Regions from separate parts of the Homo sapiens genome. Here region 2 is linked to region 1. Evidence: chromatin contacts called from ENCODE Hi-C or POLR2A ChIA-PET data. All regions are on one chromosome and are shown on one strand. Each heading gives the region's core, a stretch centred on a gene start or an enhancer-like site at or near the end of the contact. The rest is flanking DNA. Distances are from core to core; before and after follow the strand shown. Region 1 overlaps IL23R (interleukin 23 receptor). Region 2 holds the start of IL12RB2 (interleukin 12 receptor subunit beta 2).

Region 1 (7,023 bases), core at 1,906-4,405:
ACCTGAGCTCAGGGATTGAAGACCAGACTGGCCATCATGGCAAAACCCCGTCTCTACTGAAAATACAAAAAATTTAGCCAAGCCTGGTGGTGTGTGCCTGTAATCCCAGCTACTCAGAAGGCTGAGGCAAGAGAATCGCTTGAATCTGGGAGGTGGAGGTTGCAATGAGCCAAGATGGAGCCACTGCACTCCAGCCTGGGTGACAGAGTGACTCTGTCTCCAGAGGAAAAAAAAAAAAAGGATACCAAATCCTCTTACTTCATGCAAATAGGAGTATGTAATAGACTAGAAAAAGTGTTTAGAAAATAGAAAGGAATTATATTATCAGTGTCTCTGAATAAGTTTTCAGAAGCCAACTGTTTTCTGGTTGAAACTCTTATTCTCTGCTCCCCCTGGTGGTGCTACATAGGCCATCTTGGTAACAGGTACATTTGAGCTCACTTTTCAAAACCTTCTCTTTATCAGAAGTGGCAAATAGAGTAGAAAGAATATTTGTTATCTCATATGCTCTTCATAACAATCCTTTGTGATAGGTAGTATTAGCTCCATTATATAAATAGGGAAATAGAGTTTGAAAGAAGTCAAGCCAGATTTTTTTGAACTTATACCGTCAGTAACTAAGTGCCTCTCACAGACTCTACATCACTTTAAAGACCAAATAAATATTTAGAAAATGAAAAGACAGGTTTCAATCCAAAGCCACTTCTGTCTCCTCCACCATTATTTTTTTCAGAAAGTTTTTTTAAACTCATGACTCCCTCAGTCAATCTACCACGTTTCCTTTAAACACAACCACTAACACAGAAAAAGTGAATTACCATTTCTATCCAGATCACTCAAGCCAAGTCACTGTAGCCAGAATGAAGCTTTGTTTACATTTGCTACTGTCAATTTCATCTGGGTCATGCATGAAGTGTTGTCTCTGCATGTCTGTAGGAAGACAGGAAAGTCAGAGTCAAGAGGAGTGGGAGGATACCAAAGATTACAGGTCTCTTCTACCACTTTAGCTCCGTGGTGGCATTGCCTCCATTAGATATTGCTGGAGGTGGGGGGTTTACTTCAAAGCGACAGGAAAGCCTTGTGGCCAAGAGCACAGGCTCTAGAGTTCAAAGCCTGGCTCTGCTACTTTCTAGTCATGCAATCTTTTTTTTTTTTTTCCTTTTGAGACAGGGTCTTGCTCTACTGCCCAGGCTGGAGCGCAGTGGCGCAATCTCAGCTCACTGCAGCCTTGACCTCCTGGACTCAAGCAATCCTCCTGCCTCAGTCTCCCAAGTAGCTGACCACAGGAGAGTGCCACCATGCCCAGCTAAATTTTAAAAATTTTTCTGTAGAGACAGGGTTGTGTCATGTTGCCCAGGCTAGTGTCAAGGTCTCTAACTGCTGAGCTCAAGCAACCATCCCGCCTCAGCCTCCCAAAGTGCTGGTATTACAGGCACGAGCCACTGCTCCTGGCTAAGTCATGCAATCTTTCTTTTTCTTTTTTTTTCTTTTTAGACAGAGTCTCACTGTGTTGCCCAGGCTGGAGTGCAGTGGCGTGATCTTGGCTCACTGCAACCTCTGCTTCCCGGGTTCAAGCGATTCTCCTGACTCAGCCTCCCTAGTAGCTGGGATTACAGGCATCGGGCACCACGTCTGGCTTCTTTTTGTATTTTTAGTAGAGATGGGGTTTCACCACGTTGGCCAGGCTGATCCCAAGTGATCTGCCCATCTCGGCCTCCCAAAATGCTGAGATTACAGGTGCGAGCCACTGCGCCCGGCCTAGTCATGCAATCTTGAGCATGTTTCTTATCTTCTCTGTGCCTCGTTATTCCCATACATAACATGGGGATAAGATAAGCCCTTATATCATGTGTTTGTTGTGGGAAAGGGGATCCAATGATGTAAGAAGTTAGCTACAAGCCTGGAATAGTGTAATTGTTCACTAAATGCTAGCTAGTAATGTTACTCTCTAGCCTCTAGGGGAGCCATGCAGCAGGGATAGTAGAGCAAAGGAATCCAACTGAAAGTCACAGTATTGAGGGTGCTTTTCAGCCCCTTTAGCTAAGGTACATACAGACTGTGAAGTATCTAAGGGAATTAGGCTGACGAGGCAAGGAGAATATGTGCCACGCAGCAGTCCATGTTTCAGGCAATGATGGATGGCATATATGATGGTGGTCCCATAAACTTATCATGCAGCTGAAAAATTTCTGTCACCTAGTGATTTATATTACAATTGCCTGCAGGATTCAGTACAGTAACATGCTTTATAGGTTTGTAGCCTAGAAGCAACAGGCTATACCATATAGCCTAGGTGTGTAGTAGGCTATACCACCCAGGTTTGTGTAATTACAATCTATGATGTTCGTACAATGATGAAATCGCTTAATGATGCATTTCTCAGAATGTATCCCTGTCGTTAAGTGACACATGACTCTAGTTATCTCTTGAAAGATGGTTCCAGGTCAAAGCTTCAGATTTTGTCTCTGGAGACACAGCTGCCTCTGGGAGAACATTTACAAACATCTTGCTCCCACCTCATTTACCTCTCTCCCTTCTGAATTCCCTAGAAGTCTAGCTTAGACCAGGTTGGAATATATACAGATTTTAGTAAAGGCTCAGAGATAGCAAGAAGAAAATAAATCTCAGCTGGGAGGGGTGATACAAGCCTATATTCAGCTACCTGAGAGACTGAGGCAGGAAGATCACTTGAGCCAGGGTTTTGAGGCTGTAATGCACTATGATCCCACCAGGGATAGCCACTGCACTGCAGCCGGGGCAATACAGTGAGACCCCCATCTCTATAAAAAGAAAGAAAATAAACATCTCAGAGAAAAACCACCTACTATGTAATCTTGATTACAAAATATAACTAGCTTTTCAAAGTTGGTTTGAGACCTGTCTTTTCATTTTCTAAATATTTATGTGGTCTTTAAAGTGATGTAGAGTCTGTGAGAGGCACTCAGTTACTGATGGTATAAGTTCAAAAAAATCTGGCTTGACCTCTTTCAAACTCTGTTTCCCTATTTATATAATGGAGCTAATACTACCTGTCACAAAGGATTGTTATGAAGACCATATGAGATAACAAATATTCTTTCAGTTCCATTTGCCACTTCTGACAAAGAGAAGGTTTTGAAAAGTGAGCTCAAATGTACCTGTTACCAAGATGGCCTATGTAGCACCACCAGGGGGAGCAGAGAATGAGAGTTTCAACCAGAAAACAGTTGGTTTCTGAAAACTTATTCAGAGACACTGGTAATATAATTCCTTTCTATTTTCTAAACATTTTTCTAGTCTATTACATACTCCTATTTACATGAAATAAGAGGGATTGGTATATCGGCTATCTACTGCTACGATTGAGGGAAGAGAGAGACCCTCTCATATTGTTTTATATTTTTTTATACTCAGTACCTGTTTTAAGAAAAAACAACAAGGAAGTAAAAGCAAAGACAGGCAACCCAGCACCAGGCCCGAAACCAGGACTGGGCCTGCCTGGCCAAAACCCAGTAGTTAAAAATCAACTCATAACTTAGAAAGCGATGTTATTCATAGATTCCAGACATTGTATAGAAGAACATTGTGAAACTCCCTGCCCTGTTTTGTTTCTCTCTGACCACTGGTGCATGCAGCCTCTGTCACGTACCGCCTGCTTGCTCAAATCAATCACGACCCTTTCATGTGAAATCTGTAGTGTTGTGAGCCCTTTAAAAGGACAGAAATTGTGCATTCGGGGAGCTCGGATTTTAAGGCGGTAGATTGCCGATGCTCCCAGCTGAATAAAGCCCTTCCTTCTATAACTCGGTGTCTGAGAGGTTTTGTCTGCGGCTCGTCCTGCTACACAATAATGTGTAACAAACTGCCACAAAAGCTGAAGGGACATATAACAATAAACATTTATTTCTCAATGTCAGTGGGGTCCAGCTGGTCTAAGGTGAGCTTTGCTGGAATTGGGCATGTGTTTGCAGCTCAGCTGGCTCACTCCTATGTCTTTGCATGAGCTCTCCTCTACATGTCTCCTGGTCCTCTTTCTGCCATCAACAGGCTAGCCTGGGCATGTCCTTATGGTGATGGCAGAGGGCAAGAGTACCTAAGGCCCAATCTTTCCAGTGTCTTTCAATCCTCTGCTTATATCAGGCTTACCAATGTCTGTTGGCTCAAAGCAAGCTACATGGACAAACCAGAGCCAGAATGGGAGAACGTTCAAAGCTACATGGTAAAGGGCCAGGATATGGGGCTGGGAAATTACCTGGGCATTATTGCAATCCACCTCAAAATGTCATCAAGGCTCTCCACCTGCTGCTGGAACCAGTTCGTGTGAGGAGAGGAAGATGGTAGCATCTTTCCAAACAATAAAGACCAAGAACCTTGGCAGTCTTCATCCTACTCTAGCATTTGACACTGTTGACCACCTTGTCCTGAAAATGTCTCTCCTCTTGGTTTTCCCATTTCAAGAATGTGTTAGTCTTCTATCAATATTTCTGGATGCCCTTTCCTTTGTAAATTATTTTTTCTGCCAATTCCCTAAACATTGACATTCCCTTCATACCTACCATCTCACTGTCTCCTCTCTTTCTTACTCCTTTCACCTATTCCCAAGGCCTCAGCTACACCTGTATGTAGGCTAGAAACTGGAGCCCTCCCAACTCTCATGAAAGTCAGACCTATATTTCTAACTATTTGTTTGTATCTTTATGGGCTGTCTCCTAGGCCCCTCAAATTCATGTCAAAAATTGAGCTCCCAGTTGCGAACGGCAATCCACACCTACTTCCGTATACTCTGTTTCAGGGCATTTGCCACATTGTATATACTTGCCTGTTTACACTTCTATTTCTCTACTCTTTAACTGTGAACTCATGGAAGGCAGAGATGTGCCATGATCATTTTTTGCATCTCCATTGATTTTTATAATGTCAAGTTCATGTGGATAATATTTTGAAACATTAGCTATTACTATTATTATTATTATTTGTCTAATGGTGTCCAACTTTAGTGACAGAGGCAGGGAAATCTCAGCTATGTGTTCAAGTAAGTGGATTATTGGTGACTCATTTCTCTAATTAAGCTACACCAGGGTCTCAGCAAACTTTTTATTCAAGGGCCAAATGGTAAACATTTTAGGCTTTGCAGAACATAAGATTTCTGTCTCAACTACTCAACTCTGTGTTTGTAGCGTGAAAGCAGTCACAGACAATTATGTAAATGAATGGGCATAGTCTGTTCCAATTAAAATTTCATTTTTGGACACTGAAATTTGAATTTCACATAATTTCCATACATCATGAAATAGTCTTTTTTTAAAAAAAATTTCTTTCAACCATTTAAAAGTGAGAAAACCATTCTTAACTTAGGCTGCACAAAACCAAGTATTTATTCTTTTCTTGAAAGGGCTGATAGAACAGCATACAGATAGCAAAGACAAATCCTTGGCTTCGGCATTTCCAAGTCTGAAGGTTGGTATAAGACAGAAAATGTGGAAAAATGTATGATTAGTCACAAATAAGTTTCCCCATCACCACCCCATTTCCCTCCTCTACCAAACACTAGATAAAAATTACTTGGGCAGAAAGGGGAGGAGGTTGTAGGGTAAAGGGAGAAACCAAGGGTTTAGACACTGGTGGGTTACCAAGGACCCTCTCATCCAGTGCCATGCCCCATACTGATAGTTGGGGAAGGTAGGAATTATAGAACTCTAACTAGGTTGGAGATTTTTTCTTCCCTCCACCCAAGGATGTTCCCAGGAACTTATATTTAACATAAGAAAAGAGAGATCTCAAACTGAAGAATATTACGTTTCAATGACCCCTAACCTTCAGAGTTGAGGCTCTAAGTAGAAATGGACTTACTTCAAAATTTCTTGCACTCTTGAAATTATACTATTTACAGAGGCACTCAATTAAGTCCAGCTCTTTCAATGTTCATTTTAGCCTCCAAAGATATCATCCTGAGGTATCATGTTGTACTTGCAGGGCCCTAAGCAGCCACCTGGTTTGCCTCATGGTTTAAACAACTGATAACAGTTCCATAACGTTCTTCTTACTATTTTGGAATTCTGGCTGTACTTTACGGTATTTCTTTCCTTTAAGAGGACTTATCTATAAATGTAATGGCAGCAAACATATTGGAGACTAACAACTTCCTTACAAGAGACACTAATATGAAGCAGAGTGCATTTGAGAGTCAAATCTTTGGCACAGTAAGTAAAATTTCTCTAGATCCCAGGAGACCTCAGACACTCTCCAGTTATATTAACATTGCAGAAAATTTCCAGGGCCATGAATAGAGACATGGCTTATGGAAACTCTGAAAGATATCTTTCATGCAGAGTTTGAAAAATATCATTCAGAGTTTCCATAAGCCATGTCTCAATAGACAAAACTATTCTAGGGCAGATGACATCCCCCAAACAAATATTTTCATGAATTTTACATTTTCAGTGCATTGCAAGTTTTAAGGATTAATGTTAAGGTTGGGTTTTAAATGGAAGCATCCCTGAATGAGGTTGATACCTCATTCTTTTTTTTTTTTAATCTCAATCGTTGTAACTTTCTCTTTCATGAGTATCTGATAACTGCTTTCACCTAGTTGTTGCATAAATGCATTTCTAGACATATTGACATATTTTATGTCTGCCTTTCAATCATGCTTCACTTTTTCCAGTAAATCAGTTACTAGAACATACTGAAGATGCTGTACAAATGCCTTGGTTTCTTTCTGCCAACTGAAACAGCTTGTTTGGGGCTCATTTTTCATTACGTTTTATAGCAGGGTGTAGTGCTCCAGGGAAAAAAGGATTTTTGTGTTTATCCCTCAGCTATTTTCTTTATCCTCCATTGGATTTCTCAGTTCAACTTTCTTAATATTTTAATTTTTCTCTGACACATACACATATATATATATATACATACATATACATATATACATATATACACATATATGCATATGTGTGTGTGTGTGTGTGTGTGTGTGTGTGTGTATATATATATATATGTATGTATTATTGGGCCTTGTAGAATCTGCAATAACCTGCAATGAGGACC
Region 2 (7,023 bases), core at 1,322-3,821, 93 kb after region 1:
AGAGCAGTGGTCTTTCAACATTTTAGATGGTATACTCCTTCAGAAAAAAAAAAAAAGCATTTTTGAGAAACATCCCCAACATATGTTTGGTTGTTTTTTTATTTCCTTGAAAAACATATGTATGCCGGGCGCGGTGGCTCACGCCTGTAATCCCAGCACTTTGGGAGGCTGAGGTGGGCAGATCACGAGGTCAGGAGTTTGAGACCAGCCTGGCCAATATGGTGAAACCCCATCTCTACTATAAATACAAAAATTAGCCGGGCATGGTGGCGCGTGCCTGTAGTCCCAGCTACTCAGGAGGCTGAGGCAGGAGAATCACTTGAACCCGGGAGGTGGAGGTTGCAGTGAGCTGAAATTGTGCCACTGTACTCTAGCCGGGGCAACAGAGTGAGACGCTGTTTCAAAAAAAAAAAAACAGAAAAACATATGTATATTTATATGTGTGTATATACACACACACACATATGCACACACAAATATATAAATTAAATTTTTAAATGAGATAGAGTAAAATGCATTTTTGAAATTATTGATTTATTAACAAAACTAAAAGCCTTCCTTCTCACTAAAAAGTGTTGAAAAATCCATGAATTATGCAAGATTGTTATAACATTTGGCTATCATAATCTTATTCTTGATATCAATCAGTTTTTAAAGTAATGAGAAGCTGCTGCATTTTTATATTTTTTAACAAATGGATTTAAAATCCACTGAACTGCTCAATTAAAAGATTGAAACAAAATAGCAAATTGTTTCCGAGTTTTTAAAAGCATTTTCTGTGATGACAATCATAAAATCTTCAGTAAGAAAAACACACAATAATGGGAACACTTCGAAATATTTGTTTTCAAATCGTCTCTTCATAACAACGTATCACTTGGTGTGAAAATTACCTTGAAGAAACAACAAATAAACCTCTGGGGTTTTTTGTTCTTCAAAAAGATCTATTAGATAACATGTACTGAGAGCCATATATCAATACAGAAAAGATCAGCAAATTTAGGATATTTGGGGTTTTTTTGTAAAAATAAAGAAAATAACTCACTTTAAGACAACTTTTAAAATCTTTGTTACAAATGATTTCTACAATTATGTATCATCTCATTACAAAGTAATATTAAGATTCTAGATTCTACGATTTAAAAGATTTTAGTAAAATTATTCATGTAGATAAATTACTAAAGCATGTAAACTACAGTATGTCACAATCCCATAAAGACAATCTACTGTACATTGTTGATTCCAAGATGTACATTTTTCATATTTAACATCTCAAACATTGAGAGCGGTTTTAAGGTAATGCCCAGAAGCGTGGTATGCAGTTGTCCACTTCTGCGGGCTCAGCAAACCTGTACTGGGCTCAGTGGACTAGAAGAAAACTCCAGAGACAACGGGGTGGGGGAGGGGGGGGGACTTAAAAAAAAATTCGATAGATAATATACATATGTTTAAAATCTAAATTTTATTTAGAGATATCTAAATAAAATCTCTAAACTAAATAAAATTTTAGTTTAAAAGATTCTAAATGTTGAGAAAGCATTGTTATTGTTTACCTGGCAGTTCTTTTTATTTCTTACTAGCGCATAAATAATGGTATATCTTATAATTAAGGAAGTCTTAGATTTAAAGAAATCTAAGCTGACGGGTGCAGAGGCTCAGGCCTGTATTCCCTGCACTTTGGGAAGCCAAGGCGGGAGGATTGCTTGAGGCCAGAAGTTTGAGACCAGCCTGGGTAACAGAGTGAGAGTCTGTCTTTACAGGTTTAAATACAGTTTTTTTCTAAGTAATATTGTCATAAATATTATGTCATGAATATTATGCAGAGCTGCCGACCCCTCTGTACTCTGGGCAGTTTTCCCTCTTGCCTGAGAACACCACTTATAACACGGGACCTATACGGGAGTGGTGACACGCCATCTGTTCAAGTTTAACTTTTTTCTCATTTTTTAGACAGCAAATACAAATGGAAGTTCCAGTATGTTCTGCCCGCACTCCAGTGGGCGGTCTTGTGCACAGCCCACTTGGGAGGCCTCGGCGCTCAGGTGTGGTAAGAGCTGGGCGGTGCAGAGCACAGAGAAAGGACATCTGCGAGGAAAGTTCCCTGATGGCTGTCAACAAAGTGCCACGTCTCTATGGCTGTGAACGCTGAGCACACGATTTTATCGCGCCTATCATATCTTGGTGCATAAACGCACCTCACCTCGGTCAACCCTTGCTCCGTCTTATGAGACAGGCTTTATTATCCGCATTTTATATGAGGGGAAACTGACGGTGGAGAGAGAATTATCTTGCTCAAGGCGACACAGCAGAGCCCACAGGTGGCAGAATCCCACCCGAGCCCGCTTCGACCCGCGGGGTGGAAACCACGGGCGCCCGCCCGGCTGCGCTTCCAGAGCTGAACTGAGAAGCGAGTCCTCTCCGCCCTGCGGCCACCGCCCAGCCCCGACCCCCGCCCCGGCCCGATCCTCACTCGCCGCCAGCTCCCCGCGCCCACCCCGGAGTTGGTGGCGCAGAGGCGGGAGGCGGAGGCGGGAGGGCGGGCGCTGGCACCGGGAACGCCCGAGCGCCGGCAGAGAGCGCGGAGAGCGCGACACGTGCGGCCCAGAGCACCGGGGCCACCCGGTCCCCGCAGGCCCGGGACCGCGCCCGCTGGCAGGCGACACGTGGTGAGTGACCAGTGACTCGGGGTCGGGGACAGAGAGAGCCCCAGGATCCCGGACCAGCGGGGTGTCTGCGTGCCCGGGATTCCGTGTCTCGCGTCTCCCGAGGGGGCTTCGGCGACGGCTTCTCTCTTTATATATATATATGTATATATATATTTTTAAAGTCTTCCAATACGATCCGAAATGGCTTCTCTTCATCACAGTCCTAACGCCCTGGGCACAGATGTTCACTTGGAGGTACTGGGTGGTGGTTTGGCTGGATGGAGGGGAGGGAGCGCGCGGACTGAGCCTCCAAGGTACTCTCTGGGCCGGGGCACAGAGTGGTGGGCTCAAACGGAAGGGAGGGGACGGCGACTGGAAAAGGGCAGAGGGCACCCCTGAGGGTCCAGCCTTGGTTCAGGCCCACAGACGTGGCTCCCGTTGCTTGAAAATGTATCAAATGTGAGTAAGATATTGGGGGGGGCCTTCCGTAGTCCCGGATGAGGGTGAACTAACCTTGTCTCAGCAGTCTTTCCTGTGGCCTCTGGACTGACCCCGAGTCCCTGCCTGGCCAGTTACTAGCAAGATGCTCTGGTGCAAGCAAATTGGCCAGCCTCAGTTTTCTCTTCTGTGAAATGCCCCTTCCTTTGTGAACTATGAGGCCCTCCTCATCTCCCTAGGACACACTAAATATCAGTGTCAGCATTGTACGGGATTATGTATCTGTACCATTAGATCCAGGTCTTACAAATAGTAACCTAAAAGCATACAAATAGACCTTGTCTAAGAACAGGGTCCCGGCACGGTGGCTCACGCCTGTAATCCCAGCATTTTGGGAGGCCAAGGTGGGCAGATCACTTGAGGTCAGGAGTTCAAGACCAGCCTGGCCAACATGGTGAAACCCTGTCTCTATTAAAAATACGAAAATTAGCTGGGCATGATGACGCACACCTGTAATCCCAGCTACTCGGGAGACTGAGGCAGGAGAATTGCTTGAACCCGGGAGACAGAGGTTACAGTGAGCCAAGATGGGGCCACTGCACTCCAACCTGGGCAACAGAGCGAGACTCTGTCTTAAAAATAAATACATACATACATATACATATATATATATATACACACACACACATACACATATATATATAAAGAATAAAGCTAAATTAGTCCTTTTTTCCCCATTTTTAAAACTCTAGATAATTGTTATAATCTGCTATGTGTGTGCTCTGTGTAGATGAACATCTTTGTTGAGCACCTACTATGTATTTGGTTTTTGGATATATATTATCTAATTCCTTAAAAACATGGTGAAATTGTTATTAGTATTCCCATTTTACAGATGTGGAAACTTACATGTTTCACACAGTTAGAGAGTTACAGGTTTCTGGCTCAAAACTGTGTTCCTTCTGTTTCCACCTCTCTGGCTCAGAACCTTATAACCACCTCCACTTGAACAAACAAACGTTGGATTCTCATTTTCCATTAATAGGAATGGTACAGTGCCCTATTTCTCTGTCCAACACATAACTAAAAGGACCTTAGTGGCTAAGAGCTAACACTTTCCTTCCCTATTTTAATGTGAAATCCTCAATACATTACACTATCTGTTAGGCACAACAGCCTCCAGAAAAGTTTGCAATATGCTCTTTTCCATATGTCATGCCTCTTGAATGTCATGTTCATTACATAGGCTGATAAATTCCCAAACTTTGACAAACGGAATCTTTTCTGTATTAGAATGAGTTTTAGTGTGAAAAAAAATTCGAAAGCACACATGTAATTTTTAAGGTAGAAGAATCCGCCAAGTACAGTAGGTATTGGGCATCATTTCTCAGTTGTGGACTTATTTTTGTATTGCTGCACCTGCTTTGTTCTCTACCAAATTATTTGTCATCTTTGTAATTACGCTCACAGCACTGCTGTCAACTCCTACAAATAAATTTGTGCAGAATGGCGGGACACGGTGTCTCATACCTGTAATCCCAGCACTTTGGGAGGCCGAGGTGGGGGGATCACCTGAGGTCAGGAGTTTGAGACTAGCCTGACCAACATGGCGAAACCCTGTCTCTACTGAAAACACAAAAATTAGCGGGGCATGGTGGCACACACCATGTGGCATGGTAATCCCAGCTACTCGGGAGGTTGAGACAGGAGAATCGATTGAACCCGGGAGGCAGAGGTTGCAGTGAGCAGAGATCACGCCACTGCACTCCAGCCTGGGCGACAAGAATGAAACTTCATCTCAAAAAAAAAAAAAAAAAAAAAAAAAGCCAAATCCCAAAGGAAGTCTTATACAATTTCCTTTGCCCTTGGAAGTTTCTAGTGTTCTTCGCTAGTGTAACAGTGGTTTGTTTTTGTTTTTGTTTTCCAAATAAGTATTGAACATGTACATTATGGTCAGTGCATTTGCTGGACTTAGACTTAGTGAATATAAAGAAATGTAAGGCCCAGTTCATGACCTACGAAGTCAAAATTGTTTGGGAAAATTTTGAGAATACTTAATATGTCTTAAATGATAGGTGGCATGAAGTTAGGAGGTATGGAATCTAGTTTTAATCAAATCAGTCTTTCAGTGTTAAATCAGATGAATGGGCAAAGAGAGGAGTCAAAAGCAAGGCCATCTAACTTAATTCTCGTAGTGTCACTGAAAAGAAGTAATACTGCCTTTTTTCTTATAATAATAGCAGGTAACATTGATTGAGCTCTTGCTATATACCAGGTACTCTGCTAACAGCTTGTCATTTAACCCTCCCAACAATCCTGTGAGATAGGTGCTGGTTTTTTGTTTGTTTGTTTTTTGTTTTTGAGACGGAGTCTTGCTGTCGCCAGGCTGGAGTGCAGTGGTGCGATCTTGGCTCACTGCAACCTCTGCCTCCCGGGTTCAGGTGATTCTCCTGCCTCAGCCTCCCAAATAGCTGGGATTACAGGCGCACACCAGTATGCCCAGCTAATTTTTGTATTTTTAGTACAGACGGAGTTTCACCATGTTGGTTAGGATGGTCTCGATCTCTTGACCTCGTGATCTGCCCGCCTCAGCCTCCCAAAGTGCTAGGATTACAGGTGTGAGTCACCACGTCCGTCCAGTAGGTGCTGTTTGTATTCCCTTTTTACAGATGAAGGAACTTAGGCTGAGTGGTCAAGTGATTTGTCACAGGCCATATAGCTGGAATTATCCGAGCCAAGACTTAGGTGTCCTGGGCGGATCCACTGCTCTTTTCATTACTACTACAGTTGCTCAGGAGGCTCTTCTGGGAGCTTGGACTGAGGTGATGAGCGTAAACATGGTTCAATGCCTCTTGGAGGTAGTAGCTTTGTGGGTTTAACATGGGAGCCCTGAGGCATGCTGAGAATAAATGAGAGGGGTAAGCCTGTTCCTGCAGAATTTAAACCGATAGAAGAGGGAAAGCAGTTAGACTAACAGAGCATCAAGCTTGGATTTTTATTTCTCAGGTGCTCATGGAGAAGGGAAGCATAGAATGTAATTCGAATCCAATTCTGGATTTATGTGTGGTTTTTCTGGGTTATCTTGGTCAACTTACAGATTTTTCTATCTGTAGAATAGGATACTAATCATTACTTTATGTATTTGACCAAATATTAACAACTAAATTATATGCTTTGCACAGTGATAAACTACTAAGTAAATGCCTACAAAAGATTGTTAAAATTAGAATCTTAATTAACCTCTATTTTGCAATGATATGCAGGAAAAGCAACACATTAAGTAAAATATCAGGAGATACTGAGATGGAGGGTTGTTAGTGTAGAGACTTCAGCTGAATTCTTAATTTATATGAGAAACCTGGGGAAACATTGTGGCATGGTGATCACTACCCTTAGTTTTTTAATTCCCCTCCCAAGTGTGCCTCCAATTATCTTAAGATAATTGTGAAATTCTTAGAAAATTCTCAAAACAATGCAATTATCTTAATATGTTAATGCCTTGTAGTACTTTATGAAAATACTCAGTGGTTGCTTACAAGGTGAAGCAAAACTTGGCCAGGACTTTGCAATACCCAAGATCCAAAGATAAACCTCCTGCCATTGTCCACAAACAGAGACTTCCAGATTGAGGATGTCAAAGAAAAAACCTTTCCAATACACTAAGGAAGAAAAGTTAGTGAAAGAGGTTTAGTTTTCTCAATAAAGGTCAATTGCTATTTTTAAAATAAGGAAAGGAGGCTTTGAAGTATGAAGTTACCTGCCATGGTGACAGAGGCAGAAATGGAGGAACCAAGGATGGTGCCCGGGGCCTCTTTCCAGCACATCATCCTTCCCAATAGAAGACAGCTTATTTTATCGATAGGCCTAGCAGGATACAGAGAGTGAATCAGAGAAGGCTGGAGTTTCCGAAGCTTTATTGAACACTTGCCATGAAAGTTTT

What was found. Hi-C counts contacts between places; a loop is a spot of excess contacts on that map. ChIA-PET counts read pairs that join two places held with the same protein, here RNA polymerase II (POLR2A). Pooled maps may share reads with other maps.
Region 2: a loop to region 1 is called in a pooled map, with 5 times the contacts of the local background. The contact joins the promoter of IL12RB2 here to the enhancer-like site in region 1. A Hi-C loop is called at or near these places in 2 of 168 maps with a recorded cell type or tissue (astrocyte of the cerebellum and endothelial cell of hepatic sinusoid), 1 of 37 single-sample maps with no recorded cell type and 6 of 50 pooled maps. POLR2A ChIA-PET finds 5 or more read pairs at or near these places in 5 of 52 experiments (WTC11, activated B cell, activated CD4-positive, alpha-beta T cell and 2 more).

The regions. Positions count from the first base shown.
Region 1 is chr1:67,211,401-67,218,423 of GRCh38, forward strand. The region is part of intron 6 of IL23R (interleukin 23 receptor); the gene reads left to right. Among named protein-coding and RNA genes, the nearest start is that of IL23R, 48 kb to the left of the region's middle. RefSeq lists an enhancer at 3,965-4,104. Within about 2 kb of position 3,156, at least 2 of the 41 ENCODE cell types and tissues checked have a DNase peak (open chromatin) inside an H3K27ac peak, as active enhancers do.
Region 2 is chr1:67,305,302-67,312,324 of GRCh38, forward strand. IL12RB2 (interleukin 12 receptor subunit beta 2) reads left to right here and starts at 2,572. Exons shown (of 17, transcript NM_001374259.2): 1 at 2,572-2,666. RefSeq lists enhancers at 1,795-1,894, 1,925-1,974 and a silencer at 2,435-2,624.